3 separate regions of the Mus musculus genome follow, and all the other regions are linked to region 2. Evidence: chromatin contacts called from ENCODE POLR2A ChIA-PET data. All regions are on one chromosome and are shown on one strand. Each heading gives the region's core, a stretch centred on a gene start or an enhancer-like site at or near the end of the contact. The rest is flanking DNA. Distances are from core to core; before and after follow the strand shown. Region 1 holds the start of Krt19 (keratin 19). Region 2 holds the start of Eif1 (eukaryotic translation initiation factor 1). Region 3 holds the start of Klhl11 (kelch-like 11).

Evidence for each region. ChIA-PET counts read pairs that join two places held with the same protein, here RNA polymerase II (POLR2A).
Region 1: POLR2A ChIA-PET joins it to region 2 with 22 read pairs in embryonic stem cell. The contact joins the promoter of Krt19 here to the promoter of Eif1 in region 2. POLR2A ChIA-PET finds 5 or more read pairs at or near these places in 3 of 5 experiments (Patski and embryonic stem cell).
Region 3: POLR2A ChIA-PET joins it to region 2 with 23 read pairs in embryonic stem cell. The contact joins the promoter of Klhl11 here to the promoter of Eif1 in region 2. POLR2A ChIA-PET finds 5 or more read pairs at or near these places in 4 of 5 experiments (Patski and embryonic stem cell).

The regions. Positions count from the first base shown.
Region 1 is chr11:100,144,630-100,147,329 of GRCm38, reverse strand. Krt19 (keratin 19) reads left to right here and starts at 1,404. Exons shown (of 6, transcript NM_008471.3): 1 at 1,404-1,899. The coding sequence starts at 1,471.
Region 2 is chr11:100,318,404-100,321,230 of GRCm38, reverse strand. It overlaps Eif1 (eukaryotic translation initiation factor 1), which reads right to left and starts at 1,282. Exons shown (of 4, transcript NM_011508.2): 1 at 1,071-1,282; 2 at 402-565; 3 at 182-283. The coding sequence starts at 1,101.
Region 3 is chr11:100,471,422-100,474,121 of GRCm38, reverse strand. Klhl11 (kelch-like 11) reads left to right here and starts at 1,340. Exons shown (of 2, transcript NM_172565.2): 1 at 1,340-1,941. The coding sequence starts at 1,394.

The DNA.
Region 1 (2,700 bases), core at 155-2,654, 170 kb after region 2:
TGTGTGCGTGTGTGTATGTATGTAAAAGTACTGTTGCTACCTTCTTCCTAGAGAGGATGGTGGCTAGAAGACAGTGCTGGGTTTTAGAAGATCAAATTCTTTATATAGTCATAGAAAACCCTGCTGATAATGTGAAGACAAGAGGACTGACTTTGAACACTCTTCATTTCACAGGGGGAAACTGAGGCCTTTGAGCTAGGAAGTGGTTGGCCCATCTCCCTGTTCCCAATCCCCCTCTCAGGACACACAGGGTTTCTGTCCTCAGACAGAGACAGCTCTGACAAAAAAGAAGGTACTGCGGGCCACCACTAAGGACTGTTGAGATGGGGTGGTCAGGAATTTCGGGGTGAAGCTATCGAAGTACCCCTATAGTGGGTATCAGGGGGTCCGGCCCAAGGGAAAGATCCAGAAAGATCTGGAATTGTTGCACTGCAGGCTGGGAGTGGAGAAGGGCTCCTTCCATTATGAAGATGTCCCACTCTGTGCTGCTGACTTTAGCTCACTCTCTCCTTCACCTCTGCTCTAGGAGGGTTCTGAGGTCCCCTGGATTCAGCCTGCAGCCTTTTAATACCTCCTCAGGACTGCTCAAGGGGGACAGCTTCTGTGCCATTTCTGTCTCTGGGTGGAAGGTGCCAAATGCCTTATGGGCAGGTGATCTGCCTCAGCCAGGCTGAGAGTCCTCATCTCCGGCTTATTAAAGAAACTCAATTAGAGGTCTTGTTAAGTGCGTCTTGAGACTTGGGCAGGGAAGGGTGGAGGTGTCTTGGTGGGGGTGAGGGTCGAGTTTCTGAGCTGGGTCAGCCATGCTTCAGATTGAGCATTTAGCAGGAGTGTAAAGAAGCCACTTTGGTGGCCTAGTGTTCCCTGCAGCTGTACCTATTGCCACCTAGGACATTGTGGCAGCAGGGTGGGGCAACCTTGTCTCAGAAAGTCAGGAAGCCTGGAGCTTAACTGCACGAATTATTATCACAAGGAGGGAGGGATTTATTAACATTATTCCAGAGGGGGCACTCTCAGAGTAAGTCACTGAGTTGGGGCTCAGAGGGGTGTGATTTCTAAGGGTGTCAAATTCCTGGAGGTTTTAAAGGGCCAGAGTGATATCGTCACTCCGGAAGTTAGAGTTGTCTAAGCCTGTGTAGTAAGGGGCTGAAGGGCCAGAAAAGGGACGTGACATGTTGGCAGTAGCTTTGGAGTGGGCTGGGGCGGGGCAGCTCTGGGAAGGACTGAGACCTCTGGCTCCTGGGAGGGGAGAGGTAGGAGCAGAATCGCCAGGAATTGACCAATGGGGAAAGAGCCCATATTTGCACTCTGGGAGCTTGGAAATTTCTGATACCCGCCCCTTCAACATCTCCATCCCCCTTCCCGCCCCGGGCATAAAAAGCCACAGGTGAGGGCCTTGTCACTCCTCCTGCGGCCAGCAGTTCTCAGACCTGCGTCCCTTTTTCCTTCGCTCTGGTCTCCCTCCTCATCATGACTTCCTATAGCTATCGCCAGACCTCAGCTATGTCTTCCTTTGGGGGTACGGGCGGGGGTTCAGTACGCATTGGGTCAGGGGGTGTTTTCCGCGCACCCAGCATCCACGGGGGCTCAGGTGGCCGCGGCGTGTCCGTGTCCTCCACCCGCTTCGTGACCTCGTCCTCCGGGAGCTATGGCGGAGTCCGCGGTGGAAGTTTTAGTGGGACCCTGGCTGTGTCTGATGGGCTGCTGTCTGGCAATGAGAAGATCACCATGCAAAACCTCAATGATCGTCTCGCCTCCTACTTGGACAAGGTGCGCGCCCTAGAGCAGGCCAATGGCGAGCTGGAGGTGAAGATCCGCGACTGGTACCAGAAGCAGGGACCCGGACCCTCCCGAGATTACAACCACTACTTTAAGACCATCGAGGACTTGCGCGACAAGGTGGGTAGCGGCCAGGCCCTGGGAGGTGCACCTGTTGGGGTGGTGCGGCAGGGCGGGGAGGTTGTGGAAACTCAGCCCGCGGGTGGACAAGCCCGTTACTACGGGCCGGGCAGGAACCCGCAGGGTGGGGCACAAAGTCTGGGCTGGACCCTGGGATTCGAGTGGAGGCGGGGTGGAAGGGAACTGAGACAGGTTAAGTGGGTGGGGCTTTCGGAAGCGGTGGGGACCTGCTTGGATAGTCAGGGATATCTATCCAAAGAGAGCATTTAACACAGCTTTGGGCTGCCCAGAGATGAAGATACCGAGCCGCAGCCTCAGCTGGGGGTGGGGTGTTGGGGAGGGCTGGGGAGCTGCCGGATATTAGTCTGTAGGCTCAGAGGTCACCTGAGCCTGTGGCCCTCTTCTGGGACTCTTGAGCATTGCTTTCTCCAGTTGTGTGGGTTGTTCCTGTCTGGTTTTCTTTACAGCAGCTGTCCTCTCACTCTCCTCCTCTCCAGCCCAGGGGACCACCTAGGCTCACACGGAGCTACGAGAAGAATGTAAAACCTGGGGGCTGCACAGTAAAACCAGATCTTAAAAAAAAAAACTTCCAGTGAGGTGTGGTAGCTCAGGCCTGTAATCCCAGGAGCAGGTGGATGAGTTCATAGCTATGCCCAGCTACAGTTAACTTGAATCTAGTCAGGGCTACATGAGTCTCTAGGCTCCCACCCGGCCGTCAAACAGCCCGAACAGACAGACAGACAGACAGACAGACAGACAGACAGACAACAACTCTAACACGAAACAAAAGAAAAATAAAAA
Region 2 (2,827 bases), core at 33-2,532:
AAGAGTACTTCAGTCTATCCCAGTAGACACAATGGTTCAATTGACCACTGTTACTAAAACTTCCCTATGCCACCCCCAAGTACTGTTTGAAAGTGGGAATGTCTACATGTATTTAAAAGCTCAACTGTAAGGATTAGAAATTCAGGAAACCCATAATGCATTGAGGGCGGCCTAAACTCACCTCTATCAGGAACTGGCATATGTTCTTGCGCTGGTCACCCTGTAGCTGAATTACTTCTCCATATTCTGGATGCTCAATTACAGTACCATTGCAGGCAAATTTCTGCAAGGACAAAAGGATGCAGCATCTAAGAGGCCATGCCATCAACACGGACTCCCTTGACGTTTGCACCCTCTCCCTTGGTAGACCATACAACGTGCTCTCTCCACAGCAGACCCACCTTCTTAAACGCCTTCACTAGTTTCTTTTTATCGTAATCATCAGCGATCCCTTGGACAGTGGTAAGGGTCTTCCTGCCGTTTCTCTGTTGAATTCTTATATGGATATAATCCTCAGTGCCAGCAGGAAGCAGGTCATCACCCTTACTTGCATCAGCAAAGGGGTCTGTGAAGAAATAATCCGGAGGTGTCCTTTGTTGTCCCTCCGGGAACTGGCCAGTACTAGAGCTAGCTTTCTGCTCTAGGCCAGCCCTCCCGCCAAGGCTGATCACGTGCTGGAGAGACCTAGTGGGCAGGCAGCGCCCCACCCGGCTGATGCAACCTACCGGAAGCCAGGCTCCCGAGGCGGGGCCTTCCCTCCCAGCTCCGAGACAACGACGGTGACGTAGAGGACATGACGCAGGGGTGGCGGGAGGGGGCGGGTGTGGCTCGCCGAGAGGCAGGAGCCATTAGTAAATGCGCCACCCGAGACGCCGGGCCCGCCCAAGGGCTCACCTCCCACCCGTTTCTTCCGGGCACCCTCAGAGGTCGACCCTGGGCGCAGATCTCGGTTCCACGGGCATCACCACCCCTCCAGCCCGAGCTAAGATGGGCTCGCCGCGCTCGGCGGCTCTCCGAGCTCCGACCCCGCCACCCCCCCCCCAGGCCCGCGCGACCTTCCCCAGGCTCACCGAAAGAGTGGAGGTTCTGGATAGCGGACATACGATACGATTCCTTTTCCTCGGTGGAAACGGCCTGCGGAAGGCGGCTGCGGGAGAAGGCGGGCGGGGGGGACGGAGCGTCGGGAAGCGAGGGGGCTCGAGGGGGAGGCAGCTGAGTCCTCGGCGGCGGCTCAGTGACTGGGGCGGAGGGGCGGCGCCTGTATTCACTTATATAGCCGCCCCTGTGACGCCAGCGCGCTGCCCTCACGTCTCGGCCCCACCCATGGAGTCAAGCTCCCGGACGCCCGAGCGCTGCGGCTTCCTATTGGTCGGGGGGCGGAGTCAAGGCTTGACGCGTGCGCACTGGGTTTGGCCTGGAAAGGATGTTCTGTTGACTCAGGGAGGGGCGAGAGGGGGGAGGGAAAGCTTGGTCCGCCTGCGCGCTTGCGCAGTGGGCATGGTAGTTGTCTGAGCGGCCGCGAAAACTGGCGGAGGTTTCGAGCGCGCCTGCGCCTACCGCACGTTCTACCATCTTGACCCTGTTGGGGTCCTGGCACTAGCTCTGAGATGGGTCTTAGGGTGAGGATCGATTTGCTTTAAAGGGTAATTACGTGCGGGTCCTCCAAAATTCGACTGATCCAGCCACCCATCAACCTACCCTTCTCTGCACGTATTCACAGATATAGCCATTTAATCAGCATAAAATAACGTGATCAAAATTTGGACCTTATATAGGGTATCATTTGGATTAGCATGTTTTAAAATTGGTAACCAAAAATTATTATTTAGATTAATTCTTCTAAGGAAGGAAGTAGTCCCTTAGGTAGGAGTGGGGACCCCAGGAAAAAAATGTCCAAGCCTCACAGGATGCCTTTTGTCCTACAAGCCTGTGTGTGAGGTAAAGCCTTTGTAGAGTCTAGGTGAATATTTTTTTCAAAGCAGTTAACCTTTCTTTTTGTTTTTTCAAGACAGGGTTTTGGCTGTGCTGGAACTCTATAGACCAGGCTGGCCACATGGGGTCTGCTTTTGCCCCATGAGTGGTGGGATTAAAGGCAAGTGCCACCGCGCACACCTTTAATCCCAGCACTTGGGAAGCAGAGACAGGCGGATTTCCGAGTTCGAGGCTAGCCTGGTCTACAGAGTGAGTTCCAGGACAGCCAAGGTATACAGAGAAACCCTGTCTCGAAAAACCGAAAAAAAAAAAAAAAAAAAAAAAGAGACAGCCAAGTGTGATGTAACTGGGTTTGTGGGGGCCAATAGGAGAACCAGAGGCTGATAACTACTGTGTCAGACTTTATTCAAATGCTCCCCAAAGAGTGGGTGCTTTATATAAAATCTCTTAACTTAAAAATACTGCCAACTTCTAGGTATGGTGGTACATCCCAGCTCTCAGGAGAAGGAAGCCAGAGGAAAAAGTTCAAGGTCAAGTGAATTCAGTACTAGACTGGCTACTGTCTCTGAAGAACCAGAAAAATAGGCCGGGTGTGGTGGGGCACGCCTTTGATCTTAGCACTTGTGAGGCAGAGGCTGGCAGATAGATGCCTGCGAGTTTGAGACCCAGCAGATCTATACAATGAGACTTTCAAAACAAGAAACTGCTGGATGGTGGCACACACCTTTAATCCCAGCACTTGGGATGCAGAGGAAGGTGGATTTCTGAGTTAGAGGCCAGCCTGGTCTACAAAGTGAGTTCCAGGACAGCCAGGGCTATCTATACAGAGAAACACTGTCTCGAAAAAAAAAAAAAAACAAACAAAAAACCAAAAGGCCCAAAACAAATACAACAG
Region 3 (2,700 bases), core at 91-2,590, 150 kb before region 2:
AGTTCGAGTTCTATCCTCTAACGTAGTGATGTTCATTAAATTGTGCTTTGTACTCCACACGAATACCCTACCATAAAAATAAATAAATGTAATTTTTAGGGCTATTTACTTATTGGTGCTGGGGTGACTAAACTGCCCTGGTTTCTTTTTTTTTGTTTTTGTTTTTCGAGACAGGGTTTCTCTGTGTAGCCCTGGCTGTCCTGGAACTCACTCTGTAGACCAGGCTGGCCTCGAACTCAGAAATCTGCCTGCCTCTGCCTCCCGAGTGCTGGGATTAAAGAAGTGCGCCACCACGCCAGGCTTGCCCTGGTTTCTTACATAGCTCATGTTAAATTGGGTGTGCTCGCCGGGCAATGGTGGCGCATGCCTTTAATCCCAGCACTTGGGAGGCAGAGGCAGGTGGATTTCTGAGTTCGAGGCCAGCCTGGTCTACAAAGTGAGTTCCAGGACAGCCATAGCTACACAGAGAAACCCTGTCTCAAAAAACAAAACAAAAAACAAACAAACAAAACAAAACAAAATTGGGTGTGCTCAGGAACATTTTAGTAATCCCAAAATCCAGGAGAAGAATCAGGAGTTCAAAGTCATCCTTAACTACACAGCAAGTGTGTGGCCACCTTGGGCTACATGAGAGACACCTGCAAAAATAAATAACTTTAACGAAGTTATTTTTCTTTATACTGCCCCCCTCCTGGATTGGAAAGATAGTTTAGCAGTTAGGAGTACTCTCTCAGAGAATCAGTTTGATTGTTGGCTCCCAACACCCTTATCAGGGGGGTTTTAACCGCCTTTAACTCCAGCTACTGGGAATCTAACACCTACCTGTCCTCTGTAGGACCTGTGCACAGACACTTTGATAAGAATAAAATTTAAAAATTACTTTCTCTCCAAAGTCAATCGTTTTGTGTTTTAAGACGGGGTTTCTCTGTGTATTCCTGGCTGTCCTTTCTGAGACTAGGTCCTCGAACTCAGGGAGATCAGCCTGCCTCTGCCTCCCAAGTGCTGGGATTGGCACAGGCCAGCAGAGGCAGGGGTAAGGTGGATCTCTGTGAGTTCCAGGCTATCATGGTCTACAAAGTTAAAAAACAAACAAACAAACAAAAAATGTGTGTGCGTGTGATGGCGAGGATACACTCCAAAGCAACATAAAGTAGAAGAAAATTCAACAAAACAAGCACAGGGGGCCACCATAATGGAGGGGCGAGAAAAGGTAGACCTGAGTTTTTTTCTGGCTCCGAGAACTGCGCTTGCCTCGCTAGAGGGCGTAAGCACGGCAGAAGTGCGCAGGCGCGGCTCCGCCCCGCGCGCACTATTTAATCCCAGAATGCCTCTGTGTCGCATCAGACTTGCCGCACCGTTCGGAAGCTGAGGGGGCCGGTACGGCGGCGTCAAGATGGCGGCGGCTGTGGCGGCGGCAGCTGCCGCTGCGGCCGCGGCTGCATCTTTTCAAGTGCTGGAGATGGAGAGCATGGAGACTGCCGTCGCCGGTTCCGCGAGCCTGGCCGCTGAGGTCCGAGGCAGTGGCACGGTAGACTTCGTGACCGGGGCCGGCATCTCTACCCTCGTCGACACGGGCGGGAGCGATCCGGGCCCAGAGGCCGAGGACTTCGAGTGCAGCACTCACTGCTCCGAGTTGTCCTGGCGGCAGAACGAGCAGCGGCGTCAAGGCCTGTTCTGCGACATCACCCTGTGCTTCGGCGGGGCCGGAGGTCGCGAGTTCCGTGCCCACCGCTCGGTGCTGGCCGCTGCCACCGAGTACTTCACGCCCTTACTCTCGGGTCAGTTTTCGGAATCGCGCTCGGGCCGGGTGGAGATGCGCAAGTGGAGCTCAGAGCCCGGACCCGAACCTGACACGGTGGAAGCCGTTATCGAGTACATGTACACCGGCCGCATCCGAGTGAGCACCGGCAGCGTGCACGAGGTGCTGGAGCTGGCCGACAGGTGAGACGACCGTGGGCGAGCGAGGGCTGGGTTGGGGGGTGGGGGGCAGTGTCTGTGGTGCCAGCTCCCTCATTATGCCCGCGACGGGACAGCCACCGCGCCTGGCACTGAGGATGCCCCCTGAGAGTCTAGCTTGTGCGCATTGCACCCCTGAGCGCAGATTTCAGGTGGTAGGGACAAAGGCGATGAAAAACGGTGGGTCGTGTTCGACTCCTGTGATGATGACATTTAAAAAACGGTGAAGGGCTAGCTACGGATCGGAGGAAATGTCATTTAAACCAGCTTCGCAGTGGCAAGAGAAATTGGCCGTACAAAAGGGAATGGGTGCACATTACAGGCTTCCCAAAGGCCTCAGTCAGGGTCCAGGCTGGCTTAGAGAAGAAAGGACGTTAAAAAGAAAATCCAGCGATTCCGGATATGCTGGGTTTAAAGACCAGAGGGTGTGTGTGAGGAATGTTTGGATTTTATTGAGTGTGATGGATGGGAAACTGGGTAGAGAGATTATCTGATTTTAATATTTAAATACGAAATATTTAAATATTTCAAAAGTGAAAAGTGGATTGTGGAAAATGGATTGTGGGGAGCCAGAAAGGACGCCACAGAGGTTGGTTCGGAGGCAGGTGGAGATGCTGGTACTGTTACAAATCCTTTAACACATACCTCTGGAGCGCTAGACACTGACCTCGTTACAGTGCTGGGGGAGGGGGTATATCCAGCAGTGATCAAAACACATGAAAATCCTTTTCCTTATCAAACTCT